Regions from separate parts of the Homo sapiens genome. Here region 1 is linked to region 2. The links are chromatin loops, found by intact Hi-C in ENCODE. Cell type or tissue: heart right ventricle. All regions are shown on one strand. Links, peaks and the distances in the headings refer to the core of each region. The heading gives the core; the rest is flanking DNA. Region 1 overlaps ARHGAP24 (Rho GTPase activating protein 24). Region 2 overlaps MAPK10 (mitogen-activated protein kinase 10).

Region 1 (8,346 bases), core at 120-8,119, 250 kb after region 2:
AGGGGCCCTAGTTAATGAATTTTATTGATTTCCATCTTCTGTGACATTCACTTCATTATAAAATAGCTTAGTTGAATTATTAAAAACTTGTTACATACACGGCACATTCTTCAGAGTCCAGGTTCACCAAGTCATCTTTCAAATGTCATTTGGCTTTGTATGTATCTTAATTTCATGGAGAAATACCATTTTATTGATGAAAGTAATCCAGCCCAAATAAAAATGGTGCTAGAGCTGTGGTCTTCTCCATCATTCTCTTGAGCTTGAATAATGTAAATACACCTATCATACATGGATGCATTAATAATGGGTTCACCATGTCTGGCTAACATATTGCCAGGGAAGGAATGCCTGCCTGAGATGGCCGGCTCACTTCCCAAGGGGGATCACAAGCCGTGTTTTGTTGGAATAAGTAGCTGCTGCCTACACAAGCACATGGTTTGATCTACAGGGAACAGTTATATAATTTTCATATGATTTCTAAAGTACAGAGAAATGTAACAGTCTCAGCAATCCACTTCAGTTACTCCTATTTTACTTAGGGAATCTCATAAGACACCATCTATACATATGCCCAAGGGATGACACTGTAAATATACATATTTCAATTTTTACTTGGAAAGAAAATTCCTGTAGCAGAGCAACTGACCAACCATATGGAAGAGAAGCCTTATATCATATTACAAGTATATGAAAAATGTTATATAATATTTAAGTAAGTACAGCAAGACTTGATAACTTTTCCCAGGCTTTTACCTAATTTAGACTTAGACCACACTTGAAATATAGTTATCAATATTTTTCATTTAATATTTCCTAATCATACAACATAAAGCACTATTTGTAGGGCACAGACCCTTCTACTAATCTGGTGGGCATTATAATAGGAGAATCTGAGTAAAAAGTAGGATATAGGTTTAGCAAATTTATCACCTAATTATACTGTTATTTTTAATGCACTTTAAAATTGCTATACTTGAACAAAAAAAGGATAAAAAATATAAAACTATAGATAGTTTAAAATGACTATTAATAACTGAGACATAACCATCCATAGTTCACATTTGAGGCATATGTTGTGTTCATCTTAGAGCCGTACCAAGCTTTGTGTTTTTATGTATTTAACTAAAAACGTTTTGTGTTTTTATGTATTTAACTTAAAAAAGGACGCTTTAATTTGAATGATTTCTTAATATGAATGATCTTTTTCTCCTATTGAGAACTTTCAACTGAAAATAGTATGCAAGCTGCATATATTTATCTTATGAATATCTAGGAAATAAACTACTTGTGCTAAAATGTTCTTGAATAATATATAAGGCAAACATTAACATTTTTAAAATTCCCAGCATTTAGCAGAGGGCCACATGGTTATAAGCATTGTTTCAATGTAGACTGTTTCAGTTGCTATGCAGCAGAAATTGTTCCAGCCTTTTGATATGGCTTAATGAAATAAGATTTGTATTCTAATAATTAAGTTTTATTCAGAAGTTTCTTTGAGCATATTTTCCTCCTCCTCTTTTTTCTTCTTTCTCTTCCTCCTTTCCTTCTCTCCCTTTTCTTCTTCCTCTTCCTTCCCTTCCCCCTCTCTCCTCTTCTTCCTCCTTTTCCTCCTCCTGTTCTTCTTCTTAATTCCTACCTTATGTCCAGCAATGGTTTAAGATTTTGCTATTTTACCATTTGGGCCCTATTTCATTCAGCCTGGGACCTATTTTCTGCTTTGCTCTATCTGAGCAATTCTACTCTCTGGTACAAGAGCAAAGAGCTGGAGGAAACTCAGTCACCAATCATCAGCACAGTGATTCTCAAGCCCGATTCATTGTCACAATAACCTGGGAAACATTTTTCTCTTTAAGCTTTACAAATTTTGAAATAATTTTAGACTTAGAGAAGAGTTGCAAAGGTAATATAATAGAGTTCCTGTATACTCTTCACCCAGCTTTATCTTGTGTTAATATCTCACATATCCTTGATACAATTATCCAAATTAAGCAATTAATTTTGGTACAGTATTATAAACTACACTACAGAGATTACTTTGCTTTCACCAGCTTTTTACTTGTCATGTTCCTGGATCCAATTGAAGATCTCATGCTGCATTTAGTTTTTATGTCTCTTTAGTCTTCTCCAATCTGTGACAATTCCTGTCTTTGCCATTTATGACTTTGACATTTTTGAAGATGACTAGTCTGTGATTTTGTAGACTGCCCCTGAATTTGAGTTTGTCTGATGTTTTCTCATCATCAGATTGAGGTTACACATTATTAGAAATGATGACACAGAGAGGATGTGACCTCTCAGTAGGTCACTCAAGAGGCACGTGATATCAGTATATTACCAGTAGTATTAACTTTGATCACTTGGCTAAGTGATGCTGCCAGGATTCTGCATTAAAAGCTGCATCTTTCTCTTTATAGTTATTAAATATTTGAAAAGAGATACTTGGAGTCTATGCAAATTTACTGGTTCCACTTCAAATTATGCCCACCAATTTTAGCATTCATAGATAGATTTTCCTGTAGCAATTATTATTTTTAGAGTGATTTCTATATTCCTTATTCTTTGGATATTTGTGATTTGGAATTTTCTATAAGAAAGAATATTCACTTCTACCTCATTTAAAATTTTTCAGTAATTTATTTCTATTAGTATAGACTCATGTAATTTTATCATAGTCCTTGGGTTATAATCTGATACTATCTTTCTTTCCTTGCTCAAATTATTCCCACTTTGAACATTAGAAGCTCTTTCAAGTTGGTTAGTGGGCCCTTTCAATATGCCACTGTTTTTGTTTTTTGTTTTTTTTTCTTAGCAAATCCTTAAAATCTGGTACACAAGGTGTCCCAGATTCTCTGCACCTGCCCTGGAATCAATGAACTCTCCAAGGCATTCTAGTTATTGTTTTTTGAAAGATGATGTTTAGAAACCAAAATCTGGACATTAAGTGTGCTCACTGTTACTGGGGCCTCACACTTTGCAGCCTCTCTCAGTGTATACAGCTAGGAAATATATGCATGTTATGCTAATTCATGTGCACACATACAATTCTCAGCATATATTTTAAAAAATTATTCCATGTTAATATCTCTGACTTCAGTACCATAGGGTGGTTCATACTAATTTTCTAATTTTCTGTCCTCTTTATTTGCATGCATTTTTGTAATTGTTTTCTTTGCTTTTAAAGCCTAATATTATTAAAATATCTTTCATTTTTAGAATAGTGTAAGCACCCATTTTATTTCTTCTATATCCAAGCTAATTATTAATACTTTTTTGTTTGCTATGAAAAAATCAAAAAATTAAAAAGAACTTTGTTTCCCGATTCTTACCAGAAAATCTCCCTCAATTTGCTACAATTTTTAACTATCATTTTTGCCAACTTTATTTTGAAATAATTTTACCCTCATTTAGAAGTTGCAAAAATAGTACAAAAATTTATTCTGTAACTTCGGTAGCTTCCCCTACAGATAACATCTTTGGAAACTATAGTAAAATGAGCAAAACCAGTATTACATAATTCACACTTGCACAATACTATTAACTAAACTCAGACCTTATTGGAGTTTTGCAAGTTTTTACATGCACTCATGTTTTTTGCATTGTGGGGAGGTGTACAGTCCTGTGGAATTTTGTCATACATATTGATTTGTGAAACCACTATGGTAATCAGGACACACAACTGTCTGATCACTCCAAAAAGCTCCTTCTTGCTCCTTTATAGTCACACTCTCTCCCCAGTCCCAACTCTTGGCACTCACAGATTAGTTCTCCATCACTATAATTCTGCCATTTCTAAGAATTTTATATGAAATGTAATCATTCTGTAGGTTGCCATTTGAGATATGCTTTTCACTGAGCATAATGCCTTGGGTTCCATCCAAATTGTTGAGTTATATCAGATGACACAGGCATACCACTATTGCTCGGGGAATATGTTTAGTTAAGTAGATGGGGCCCCTCATCATTAAAAAAGAAGTTATATCTTGCAACTTTTTGATTCAGTTTTAACAGAAATTCTAGGTTTGAAACCACAAACATTGAATTTCCTTTTTTAGTAGTAAACTCAAGGGATTTGACTAAGCTGGATGACTTTAATTTCCTTTTATGATCTAGAACCTTGTAAAATGATTTTAAAAATAAAGCCCAACAGGATATAAGGCATTTAAGGCATGCAGTAAATTCTGTAGTTTTGCTCTTCAGATATTGTGTCTCTATTTATTCAAGGTTGTTTTGCCCCCCTCCTTTCCCCTCCGAAATAATTACTTTAGTCTGATAATGGCATTCTGAGGAGGGCAGGGTTGGGAAAGCATAATATCTAATGAGGTCAAAAATAATAACACATCTTCTGGCTTTGGGGATGCCATGTGGCACAATTCAGGCTAATTAGAGTCAACATACTAACTTCTGGGATTTTTGTGACAATTGACAAGAAGAGAAATTTTGTTCTGCTGAATTCTTCATACCATAATATGGAGGCAGCCAGCCTAGAATGAAACTACCCAGAAGAAAGCAATGCTGAGAAATGGAGAAAAAGCAAATCCTGCTAACATCATTTGAATATTTAGATCAGTCCACCTTAGCTATAAATTAATCCTTTTGCCTGCTCTGTGAAAATGGATATGTCCCTTTAAAAATGTTTCCTTTGCCGGCCGGGCGCAGTGGCTCACGCCTGTAATCCCAGCACTTTGGGAGGCCGAGGCGGGTGGATCACAAGGTCAGGAGATTGAGACCATCCTGGCTAACACGGTGAAATCCTGTCTCTACTAAAAATACAAAAAAATTAGCTGGGCGTGGTGGCGGGCGCCTGTAGTCCCAGCTGCTGGGGAGGCTGAGGCAGGAGAATGGCGTGAACCCGGGAGGCGGAGCTTGCAGTGAGCCGAGATTGCGCCACTGCACTCCAGCCTGGGCAACAGAGCAAGACTCATCTCAAAAAACAAAAACAAAAACAAAAAAAAAAACAAAAAAAATTTTTTTTCCTTTCCCAGCTGCTACCATGCTAAACTCTATCATCAGTAGAGGGCGATAGAGAGACACTGCAGAAGAAAATGGGATTTTGCTTCCTAGAGCCTGTATGCTGGCTCCGCAGGCTCCTGCAGCACAGGCAGCTTCTCCAGCACCCAGCCCCTCCAGTGTACACACCTTCCTCAGTGCCCAGCTTCTGCAGTCCCTCCTCACAAAGCAGTTTCGTAGCAGAGTCCTCTAGTGAGATACCTCCACATGAATTTTTCTGGCACTCTGGAGGGCTAATTTCAAGCATGAAATGAAGGAGGACTTGGCAGAAAATTCTATGGGCACAGCACCACCGTGAGGTCTAGTGAGTCAAGGCCATAGCGTCTCCAGAGAGCTCTGGATCTCAGCCTCGGGTATGAGCTTTTCCTTGGGTGCTCAATTCCCCCCGACAGAAGTAGTGGCTGCTCCTTAGATCTGCTATTCTTATATTCTTTAGAGTACTTTTTACTTATTAGCCAATCCCTGCATACTCTAATTCCCTGTAATAGTTAATCATTCTTTATATTAAACTGTCCCTGTTCAAATTACTATGCGGTTTCTCTCTCCTGATTGGACCCAGATTGATACGCCATGCCTGAAGGCTGATCTTCCCTTGGACTTCTCAATTTTATGTTCTAATAAATTCCATTTTTTTGCTGATGTTGGCTTGAGTTGAGTTTTTGTAACTAGAACTAGAAAAGTTCTGATACAACTGAGATGCATTAAATTAATAGGAAGGCTAATGTAGAGAAAATTATTTTAGAAAGCCCCATATTTTTTAAAGATAGACTTGATATTCAAACACTGTTAACAAAAATTCAAATTCTAGCAAACTTTTTTCTCAGCTACTTAGGAATAATATTATAATGATAACTTGGAATTTTCTCTAAATTGTATATATGTGTGTGTGAGTGTGTGTGTGTGTGTAGTAGGTATAAAACTAAACTGTGGGTAAATTTCACAACTCTGATACAAGAATGTATAGGTTGGTGCAAAAGTAATCACGGTTTTTACTATTACTTTTAATGGCAAAAACTGTGATAACTTTTGCACCAACCTAATATTATGAGGGACATGTTTCATGCAGCATACCTTCCCACATCCAGGGAACAGCCCTTCTTCCAGGGAATTCTGGGAACTCTGTGATGGTGAATCAATGCAATCAAACATTAAGCAGTTAATGCACCTATATTGATCCAGAGACTATCCAATATTAACATGTGTGAATGAGTCAAGTTGAGCATGTGTGAATGAGTGAGGGAAGATTTAATATATTAATAAGATACAAGTACAATAAGCTGTGTATCCTTAAGCAAAGAAATACTACAAGTTACTTTTAGTTTTGGCTTTGTGTTTTTATTATTTTGTGTTTGCTCTTAGCTTAATTTTTTTTTTACCATATTACATTAACTGAAAATATCTCCCCTATTTGAGGAAGAGACATAAATTGTGTGGTCATGTTAAAATTACAAAATAACAAAATCTGTAAGGTCTCTCAAAGATACTATCCAAGTGAGAAAATAACATACAAATAAAGAGTCTTGTTCCAGATTCTGATTGCCAAAATACAAGAAGGACCCCCATAATTTGGATATGAGTATTTAATAATTGTCACTTATCTACAAATTTCCAAATAATTAAAATGACAAGAAAAATATTCTAGGTAGAATTTGCCACTAAAGTCAGATCAATAATATTTTAAAACTTAAAGAACCATTGACAAAAACCCAAACAAGCAGGGTGTCAACTCTATTATGCTGGAATCTACAACCAATACACCATATTGCATTCCAGAGGGAGAAAAAGGAAGGGAATAGAAAATAGAGCCAACACAGAGAGAATGATGAAGAAAAGGCCATTAGATTATTACTGTATTTTCTTGCCTCAGGAATAACATTAATTCCTATGTATGAACTTTGTATAAATTTCTATATCCATGCACACATCAGTTCTGAGACTGATGCCAGTTTTGAAAGTGTTGAAGTAGGCAATACTGTAACATGGAATGGAAGAAGCATGGTGGTGAGAGGTAATATTCCTCTGTTTTCCTGGAGGGACTTCCTTGGCACTGGAGATTATCTACGAATTCCGAAAAGGATCTTTGCTGAGTAAACATTATTCCTTTTCCCCAGTCATTATACTTCTCAAGCTGTTGTTTAAGGGGGATAACCCAAGAGGTACAAGAGGGTGGACCTTTATTTCATCAGCTGCAGAACAATGTCACACCAACCAGTGCAGATGAAAAGAGAGTGCCTGCATGGCTGCAGGCTCAGTGTTACTCATTCAAAAGTCACATAATTGAAATTGTCTAAAATATGTTGAAGCTAATGTTTAAATAAAAGGATTTGCAGGTCGGGTGCAGTGGCTCTCCCCTGTAATCCTAGCACTTTGGGAGGCAGAGGTGGGCAGATCACGAGGTCAGGAGTTCAAGACCAGCCTGGCCAACATGGCGAAACCCTGTCTCTACTGAAAATACAAACATTAGCCAGGTGTGGTGGCGCATGCCTGTAATCCTGGCCACTCGGGAGGCTGAGGGAGGAGAATTTCTTGAACCCAGGAAGCGGAGGTTGCAGTGAGCCAAGATCATGCCACTGCACTCCAGCCTGGGGGTCAAGGTGAGACTCTGTCTCGAAAAAAAATAAAAAAGAATATGCAGTAACACTTTGAAGATGAAAGGATATTTAAAAAGCATTGTATACAATTATATTTGGGAAGTATTCTTTCTCCCTTTGTACACATCATTGATCATGTCACTGGCTTAATAATATTACAAAAAGTGTTCTGAAAACTTTAGAAAAATAATCTTCAGTGGCATATAACATCTCTGTTTCACTCTACCACTTTAGTATTTCAATGGAATTCAGATATCCTTTTGACAGATGTAAACTGCATTATAATGGCTTTACACAGCCCCCATTCGGCTGTTGGAAACTACTCTTACAAATAGCAGAAATGGTAATAGAAAATAGACCCTTCTGTTAAAAATAAAGATATAGTACAAAGAATTTTGTCCCTCAGAGTTCCAGAATATATAGTTTTATCCCTCTCTATGATATATTAATATATTTGGATTGTTTGATTAAGCCATTTCCTCTGAGCATGAGAAATACTGTTCCCAAAAGAAAATAGCAAGTTGTATGACAACTCTTCTTAGTCACTGCTTCATACTCTTAAATAAATCACAAAACTTTCTTCTCAGGTGATGCCTTAGTAAATTCTCTTAAAAACTGTTCTATTTATATCCCCAGAATTTTGCTGTTTCCTTTTCTTATATTATGCTTACAATGAATCACAAATAATCAAAAAGAAGGCACTGCTTCTTGTGTGTGTGTTTTTGGCAACATGTGGTGTGCCATG
Region 2 (8,346 bases), core at 185-8,184:
ATTAGCAGAAGTCTTTATGCTTGATTGAAAGACTTCATTAACCTAGAACCTTTATGTCACATTCTAAACTTTTTCACAGAGATTAGTGGTATGAAGGGGAAAAATAAATATTTGTAACAAAAAGTATGTATATTTTAAAATTAATAGACACTTTGGAATTAAAAAAATTATTACATTTCAACCTAAAATATAATATTATCCCTCTAACATTAGTGAAGTATACTCAAATCAATTTTCCTTAATAATGTTTCTAATTCTGTAGCTATGTTTCTTCATTCACTGTGGATTTGTATCCTGGGGCTATTCATTGATGCTAACTGGAAGAGTGTGGTTTTCTGTGGTCTCCAGGATGACTCCTTATTGATTCATGTTACTTATGTAGGAGGGCTGAAGATCCTCTTTCCCTTGTTCATTTGCTTTTGTTTTGTGACTGTAGGGCAAAAGTGCAAATGACATGTGGCTTTAATAGACTAACTCAGCAATATCTGTGTTCGATGTGTTTTTCACCTAGAGCTATTTTCTAGTTCATTTTTAGCTCATATTTGTCCTACAGAATATCCTTGGGGCTAATGTGATCTTTTACCTATGAAAAGAAAGGCTTGCAACAAAAGCTACTGCTTCTCAGAATTTTAAGTTAACTCATTTTCTTTAGAACCTTCCATATGCCATTATCATATTGTGCATTATGCTGCAGTGATTCATTTTTATGTCTATCTTCCACAACTCTACTGCTGTAAAGTTCCTTGGGAGCAGAAATTCAGTTTTATCTACCGAGTGCAGAGAAAACAGTGAGAGTAATGGCAGGTGCATAGTGTATGGTCAGTAAATGCCCTTTGAATTGAACTCAGCTGTACTCTGCTGAGCACTTCTCTAGTGTTTATAAAACCCTTTCTGATATCCAATCTTATTTAAGCCTCATAAAAACTCTAGAAAATGATGACTATCCTCAACAACTCTTAACTGAACTTACTTTCTAAATATACCTTGACTCAGATCACTTCTCATCCTTTCATCTATGCAAACATCATTTCTACCCTGGACCATGTAATATTCTGGGACTTATCTCTCAGCACCACTCTTGTCCCTTGTGGTCCATTCTGCAGAATGCCTAGAATTTTCCTTTTAAAATGTAAAACACGTTACATTCACATAATTCCTCAGCTAACACCTTCCCATCTTCCAATGGCTTCTTATCATATTTATAACAAAACTCAAAGTACTTATCATGGCTTGCAAGGCCCTACCACAGTGTTGTTTCAAATTTTATCATAACCCATAGTAAGAAGGGTGTTTTACATTGCAACCCAGCATGCGTGTACAAGTGCACGTGCGTGCACACACACACGTACACACACACAAAAGAAAAACCATACACTGATATTTTCTATCTCATTTTACTCTTCTTAGTTACACTAAAAGGTGCTAGTGATGACACCAATTTGTTTTCATGACTGCAGTTTGGAAAACATGGCTCTACTTAGTCTGGCTCCTGCCTACTTTTCTGATATCACCTTTAGGCTTCCCTTTTCCACTCTGCACCAGTATATGGCATCCTTGCGGTTTCCTTACCACACCAAGCAAGCTCCCCCTTTAGGGTCTTTGCATTGTATTTCCTTCTGCCTGGGACATTCTTCCTCCAGATATTCACATTGCTCCCTCCTTTACTTCATTCAAATCTCTGCTCAAATGTTACCTTCTCAAAGAAGCCTTTTATGACCATCCTTTCTAAAATAGTACTCTTCGGCCGCCCCCTTGCCCGTCATGTAACACACATTCGTGTGTAACCTGGCACTAAAACATAAGTAGATGACCTGCTTCTGGGTCAGGGTTTCATATGTAGCAGAGGGGATCCTTGCTGTGATCTATTGAAAGTCAGCCCTTGGTACAAGTGTTTGTAAAAATAATACTAATAATAGTTTAAAAAGTAAAACAAAAACAAAAAGAAAAAAACTAAAAAGAAAAAATAGAATAGTACTCTGTTACACTCTAGCCTCTTAATCTTTTTTCTCTATGTGTCACTGTTTGACATTATATATCTCTTTTTATTATCTGTCTCATCAACTAGAATTTAAGATGCGTAAAAAGAGAGACAGTGACTCTTTGGGGCACTGCTGTATCCCAACTACCTAGAACACTGTCTGGCCCTTAGTAGTCATATAATCAATATTTGCTGAATGAATGTATCTGTGTTTAGAATTGAAGACACTAAAGCTCAGGATGTTAATGGATGTTAAGCACATTGCCCATGATTGTGTGGCTAATATGTGTATATCAAAAGCTGGAATCTACTTTTTAAAAATTATTTGAGTAATGTCAGACATGTCATAATTTATTTCATCTCTTTACCTGACCAATTTTTCCGAGTTAATATATCGTAGATTTTTGAATGCAAATAATTGTTCTTCATCAATGGTTCATACTTGTTGGATATCTACTATGTACTATATACTGTGCTTCCATTTCTTCTAGATTTTCAATTGTATATCTAGAAAACCCCATTGTCTCAGCCCAAAATCTCAAAATAATAACAGCTATTTATGACAAACCCATAGCAAATATCATACTGAATGGGCAGAAGCTGGAAACATTCCCTTTGAAAACCAGCACAAGACAAGGATGCCCTCTCTCACCACTCCTATTCAACATAGTATTGGAAGTTCTGGCCAGGGCAGTCAGGCAAGAGAAAGAAATAAAGCGTATTCAAATAGGAAGACAGGAAGTCAAATTGTCCCTGTTTGCAGATGACATGATTGCATATTTAGAAAACCCCATCATCTCAGTCCAAAATCTCCTTAAGCTGATAAGCAACTTCAGCAAAGTCTCAGGATACAAAATCAATGTACAAAAATCACAAGCATTCTTATACACGAATAACAGACAAATAGAGAGCAGTGGTTTGTAGTTCTCCTTGAAGAGGTCCTTCACATCCCTTGTAAGTTGGATTCCTAGGTCTTTTATTCTCAATTCTTTGTCCCATGGTCTAGTGAGAAGATAAATAAGTAAATGTTGATGATACGTATTCCAAATTTTAAGCTTATTGTACATTGGAAACACATAAAAATAACCCAGTAATGTGGGTTACAGAAGGCTGCTTGGAGTGATTAATTTTCAAACAGGAACATGAAGGGCTAAAAAAGAAATTATCCAAGTGAAGAAAGGCAAGCAGAAGAAAGGGTATATGCAAAAATCCCAGGGTCAAGAGAGGGTGGAGAGAATTGCAAAGCTTTAAGCTTTCTGAGTGACTTAATGGAGAAGGGTGAGAAATTATTTTGGGCTGGTAAGCAGGGACCAGATAAGGAAGGAGTTCCCAAGCATTGTCATGTACCATGCATGCTATCCTAGGGTGAAGGGAAGCCATTCACTAGGAAGTGGGGCAATAGCATTAGCAGATTTGAAGTTTCAAAGGGCCACTGTCTGCAGTGTGGGACTGGAGTTGAGAAAAGGGAGCTAGAAGGCAGGAGGATAGATCTGTAGTAATCTAAATCACTGTAGACATGGGCAGAATATTCAAGAGATGTTTAGAAGCTAATAATTGACATGAATTGTAAATAATTAAATTTGGAATTTAAGGGAGGTGGAATTCAAAGATGAGTAATATCATATGGTAGAGGGTTAATAAATATGTGTTAAATGAACGAATGAAGAAAGAAAGATTCCTGACCAAGGCACTGGGTGATTGGTGGTGCAATTACTGAAACTTTTCAGTTAAAGAACCATAGAAAATTTTAATTTCCAAGGAGCAGGAAAGAGAAATTTCATTTTCAAGACATGATTACACTTTTTGATGGTGTAGAGCTAATAAATAAATCTGAGAAAACTACAGAACAGAATGAAAAATAGAGAAAACTGAATTCAACTTCTTTGCCAAACCACTGGAGCATTATGTAATTAAGCTTTCTAATTACACTCAGTTCAGATCATAATTAAAATTTGCATTACTAGCTTTCAAAGGTTCCTCTGGTCACCTAATGCTATGATGTCTCTAAGCAACATTAGTGCTTTCCATTTATAACACATTATAATTCCATGCTTTTCGCATTGCAAGTACTTAAGAAAGTTTTGTTGAATTACCTGGTATGATATTTGTTGAACATTTGGAACTAGTTTCTCTTGAATAAAGCAGTAGATGAAAATCTTTCATTGCAAACTGAGTGACTTGCTCAAGGTCACTCATCTTACTAGTGCCAGAGTCAATGGTGCTTCAGTGCTCTTTCCATTGTTCCTTTCAGAAAACCTGTGACGCATTATGAGGCTCAGAGATTCTCCCTGCTCACTTTAGTCTACGGACTGCATTTGATTATGAGACACAAATCTTGTGTCCACTTTGATTACAATTCACAAATTTCTTTGTCCTGTTCTTTAAAATCATAGTATATGATATATCTGTCCAGAAATCATTGTATTCTACCAAGAACTAGATGCCATTAAAGATTGAGAGAAAATCACCTACTTTCTCTAGAATGTTTTCTTTTGCGTCTATACAAATGAAACATAACTAGGCAAATGACAAGACTTGCTTCTCTACTGTATAAGTGGTTAGAGCAGAGGTCTTAATCTTTGCTGCATGTTAGAATCATTTGGGAAGTTTAAAAATATCCTGACACCAAGGCCTCACCCCAGAACAATTAAATCAGAATCTCTGAGGTGGGATCTAGGCAGCAGTATTTTTAAAACTCCCAGATGATTTCAATGTGCAGCCGTAGCTGAACCATAAACTAGAGCAATTTAATTGAAAATGATAAATATGCACACAAAGCACCTCTTAATGTTTTCATTTTTTCTTGCCACAAGGTGGCAGCATCACAATATATTGCACATTCTCGCCCCTCTGAGTGGACGTGGAAATTTGTATCTAGAATCCTGATTAACAGCATTTCAAGAGCCCCGTCAGCTAGAGATAAAGTCGCCTTTTTCCCTGCTGTTCTCTGTTGCTTTGTTTGCCTAATAAAACGTTAAAATATATTTCAATAGGTTGAATTAGTAGGAACTATAAGCCTGGGGTGGAAAAATGCAAAGAACACAGACATTGTATTCAGTTAGATTTGGGTTTAAATATGGCCTCTGCTACTAACTCATAGATTTTTAAATCTTTGTGTGCCTCAGTTGCATACTTGGAATAGGAGGTTTGTCACAAAGACTAAATGAGATAATATATGAAAATCCACTTTCTACGAATGGTAGTAGAATGATGAAGATGTTGAGAAGAAAACATGATAATGCTGTGATGGAGTCATTTACACAAGATCCAGGAAAACCCAGGACACTGTACTCTTTTATTTATAGCCTTTGTTTTCTGCATGTGGGTCTCTTCCTTCTCTGTGTGTGTCCTATGTTTCAGTTTCCAGTGGCAATTACTTCTTACAAATAAACATGTTCTAGTCTCTTTCATTTCAAAGAACAAAGAATCAAAGCAAACCTTTATTTTTAACTACACTTCTACCTTTAGCAATGGAAGTATGACTTATAGCTTTATAGCCAAGTCTCTATAAAACATTAGTCCTTGTTTACTCACAATTACTCCAGTTCACTTTTTAAACATTGACACTGCTTTCTCTAAATTCACCAGTGGCCTCTTAGGTGCCAAGTCCAAAAAAATGGGTATCTCATGTATTTGCCCATTTGAATAAGCTGACAACACCTTCCTTTCTGCACCCCTGCATGTTAATTTCTGTGGTGGCAGCACACCTGTTCTCCTGCAGCCTCCATTGCTCAATGTGGGTTGTTCTCTCTTCCCTTAGAATTGTGCATCTCAGAAATTTTTTCTTTATAGCCCTTATTTCTTTTCTCTCTGGGAGTCTTATCTTCCACCACAGCCTTAATTTTAATTATCATAAATGGCTCAATTCTACACATCGTCCCATAGAGCTGGCCTGAGTTCCAGATGTATAAATCTAACAGTCACTGGAATTGAAATTGGCATTGCAAAATCAACATATTAAATATTAAACTGGCCATATCTCCTCTCTACACCAAATCTATGCTTCCTCCTTCCAATTCATGGCACTACTTTCTATCCAGGTTTTCATCTGGATAATGAGATACCTTGGAGTCTTTTCTTTCTATTCCCTCAGCCCCCTTCACATCCAAGGTGACTGGAAAATTTAATCAATTTGCATTCAAGGTAATTATTAATAGGTAAGGACTTAATACTGCCATTTAGCTCATTGTTTTCTGGTTGTTTTGTAGGTTCTTTGTTCATTTCTTCCCCTCTTTTTTTGTCTTTTTTTTCTGATAAAATAATTTTCTCTGGTGGTATGCTTTGATTCCCTACTTTGTATCTTTTTTGTCTCTACCATAAATTTTTACTTTGTGGTTACCATGAGAATTACAAAAACATCTTATAGTTATAACAAGCTACTTTAAGCTGATAACAACTTTTTGCTTGCATTTTTAAAAAACTATACTTTTACTCCACCATTCCTCCCACATTTAAAATTTTTGATGTCACAATTAACATATTTTTATATTGTGTATCCCTTAACACTTTTTTTTAAAATTTTACTTTAAGTTCTGGGATACATGTGCAGAACGTGCAGGTTTGTTACATAGGTAAATATGTGCCATGGTGGTTTGCTGCACCTATCAACCCAGCTTCTAGGTTTTAAGCCCAGCATGCATTAGGTATGGTCCTAATGCTCTCCCTTCCCTTGCCCCCAACCCTCTGACAGGTCCTGGTGTGTGATGTTCTCCTCCCTGTGTCCATGTGTTCTCATTGTTCAACTCTCACTTATGAGTGAGAACACGCAGTGTTTGGTTTTTTGTTCCTGTGCTAGTTGTTAGTTTGCTGAGGATGATGGCTTCTAGCTTCATCCATATCCCTGCAAAGGACATGAACTCATTCTTTTTTATTGCTGCATAGTATTCCAAGGTGTATATGTGCCACATTTTCTTTATCCAGTCTATCATTGATGGGCATTTGGGTTGGTTCCAAGTATTTGCTATTGTATATAGTGCTGCAATAAACATATGTGTGCATGTGTCTTTAGAACAGAATAATTTAGAATCCTTCGGATATATACCCAGTAATGGGATTGCCGGGTCAAATGGTATTTCTGGTTCTAGATCTTTGAGGAATCACTACATTGTCTTCCACAATTGCTGAACTAATTTACACTCCCAGCAACAGTGTAAAAGCGTTCCTGTTTCTCCACAGCCTCGCCAGCATCTGTTGTTTCCTTTTTAATAATCACCATTGTAACTGGCATGAGATGGTATCTCACTGTGGTTTTGATTTGCACTTCTCCAATGACCAGTGATGATGAGCTTTTTTTCACATGTTTGTTGGCCACATAAATGTCTTCTTTTGAGAAGTGTCTGTTCATGTCCTTCGCCCACTTTTTGATGGGGTTGTTTGTTTTTTTCTTGTAAATTTGGTAGATTCTGGATATTAGACCTTTGTCAAATGAGTAGATTGCAAAAATTTTCTCCCTTTCTGTAGGTTGCCTGTTCAGTCTGATGATAGTTTCTTTTGCTGTGCAGAAGCTCTTTAGTTTAATTAGATCCCAATTGTCAATTTTTCTTTTGTTGCAATTGCTTTTGGTGTTTTAGTAATGAGGTCTTTGCCCATGCCTATGTCCTGAATGGTATTGCCTAGGTTTTCTTCTAGGGTTTTTATGGTTTTGGGTTTTACATTTAAGTCTTTAATCGATCTTGAGTTAATTTTTGTATAAGGTGTAAGGAACGAGTCTGGTTTCAGTTTTCTGCATATGGCTAGGCAGTTTTCCCAGCATCATTTATTAAATAGGGAATCTTTTCCCCATTGCTTGTTTTTGTCAGGTTTGTCGAAGATCAGGTGGTTGTAGATGCCTTAACACATTATTGTAGCTATTGTTATTCTTAGTAGTTTTTTTCTTTTCACCTTCATGGTAAAGATATAGGTGAATTACATACCACCATTACAGTATTAGGGTGTTGTGAGTTTGACTGTGTACTTATCTTTGTAAGTGAGTTTTACACTTTCACATGTTTTTGTGTCACTAATTAGAATGCTTTTCTTTTAGCCTGAAGAACTCTCTTAAGCATCTTCTTGTGAGACAGGTCTGGTGGTGAACTCCCTCAACTTTTGTTGTGGAAAGACTTTATCTCTCCTTTTCTGAAGGACAACTTTGTGGGGTACAGTATTCCTAATTGATAGTTTTTTTATTTTATTTTAACATTTTGATTATGTTGTCCCATACACTCCTGGCCTGTAAGGTTTCTGCCGAAAAATCTGCTAGCTTGATAGGAACATTCCCTTAAATGTTATTTGCTTCTTTTCTCTTGGTGCCTTTAGGATCCTTTCTTTGTCTTTGATTTTTGTTGATTTCATTATGATATATCTTGGTGTAATCTTGTTTGAATTGAATC

Evidence for each region. Peaks named below come from ENCODE experiments on the same cell type or tissue, not always from the same donor. Only the 100,000 strongest peaks of a DNase experiment are listed, where the experiment ranks them.
Region 1: a loop joins it to region 2, with 12 times the contacts of the local background. A loop is called at or near these places in 43 of 110 quality-filtered maps.

The regions. Positions count from the first base shown.
Region 1 is chr4:85,793,774-85,802,119 of GRCh38, reverse strand. The region is part of intron 3 of ARHGAP24 (Rho GTPase activating protein 24); the gene reads right to left. Among named protein-coding and RNA genes, the nearest start is that of MIR4451, 75 kb to the right of the region's middle. In heart right ventricle, for the core only: a CTCF peak has its summit at 5,048 (motif pointing right); a DNase peak (open chromatin) is centred at 5,199; H3K4me3 peaks cover 910 bases; H3K27ac peaks cover 647 bases.
Region 2 is chr4:86,040,639-86,048,984 of GRCh38, reverse strand. All of the region lies in intron 11 of MAPK10 (mitogen-activated protein kinase 10), which reads left to right. Among named protein-coding and RNA genes, the nearest start is that of MAPK10-AS1, 75 kb to the left of the region's middle. In heart right ventricle, for the core only: a CTCF peak has its summit at 4,786 (motif pointing right); no DNase peak of the experiment used is centred there.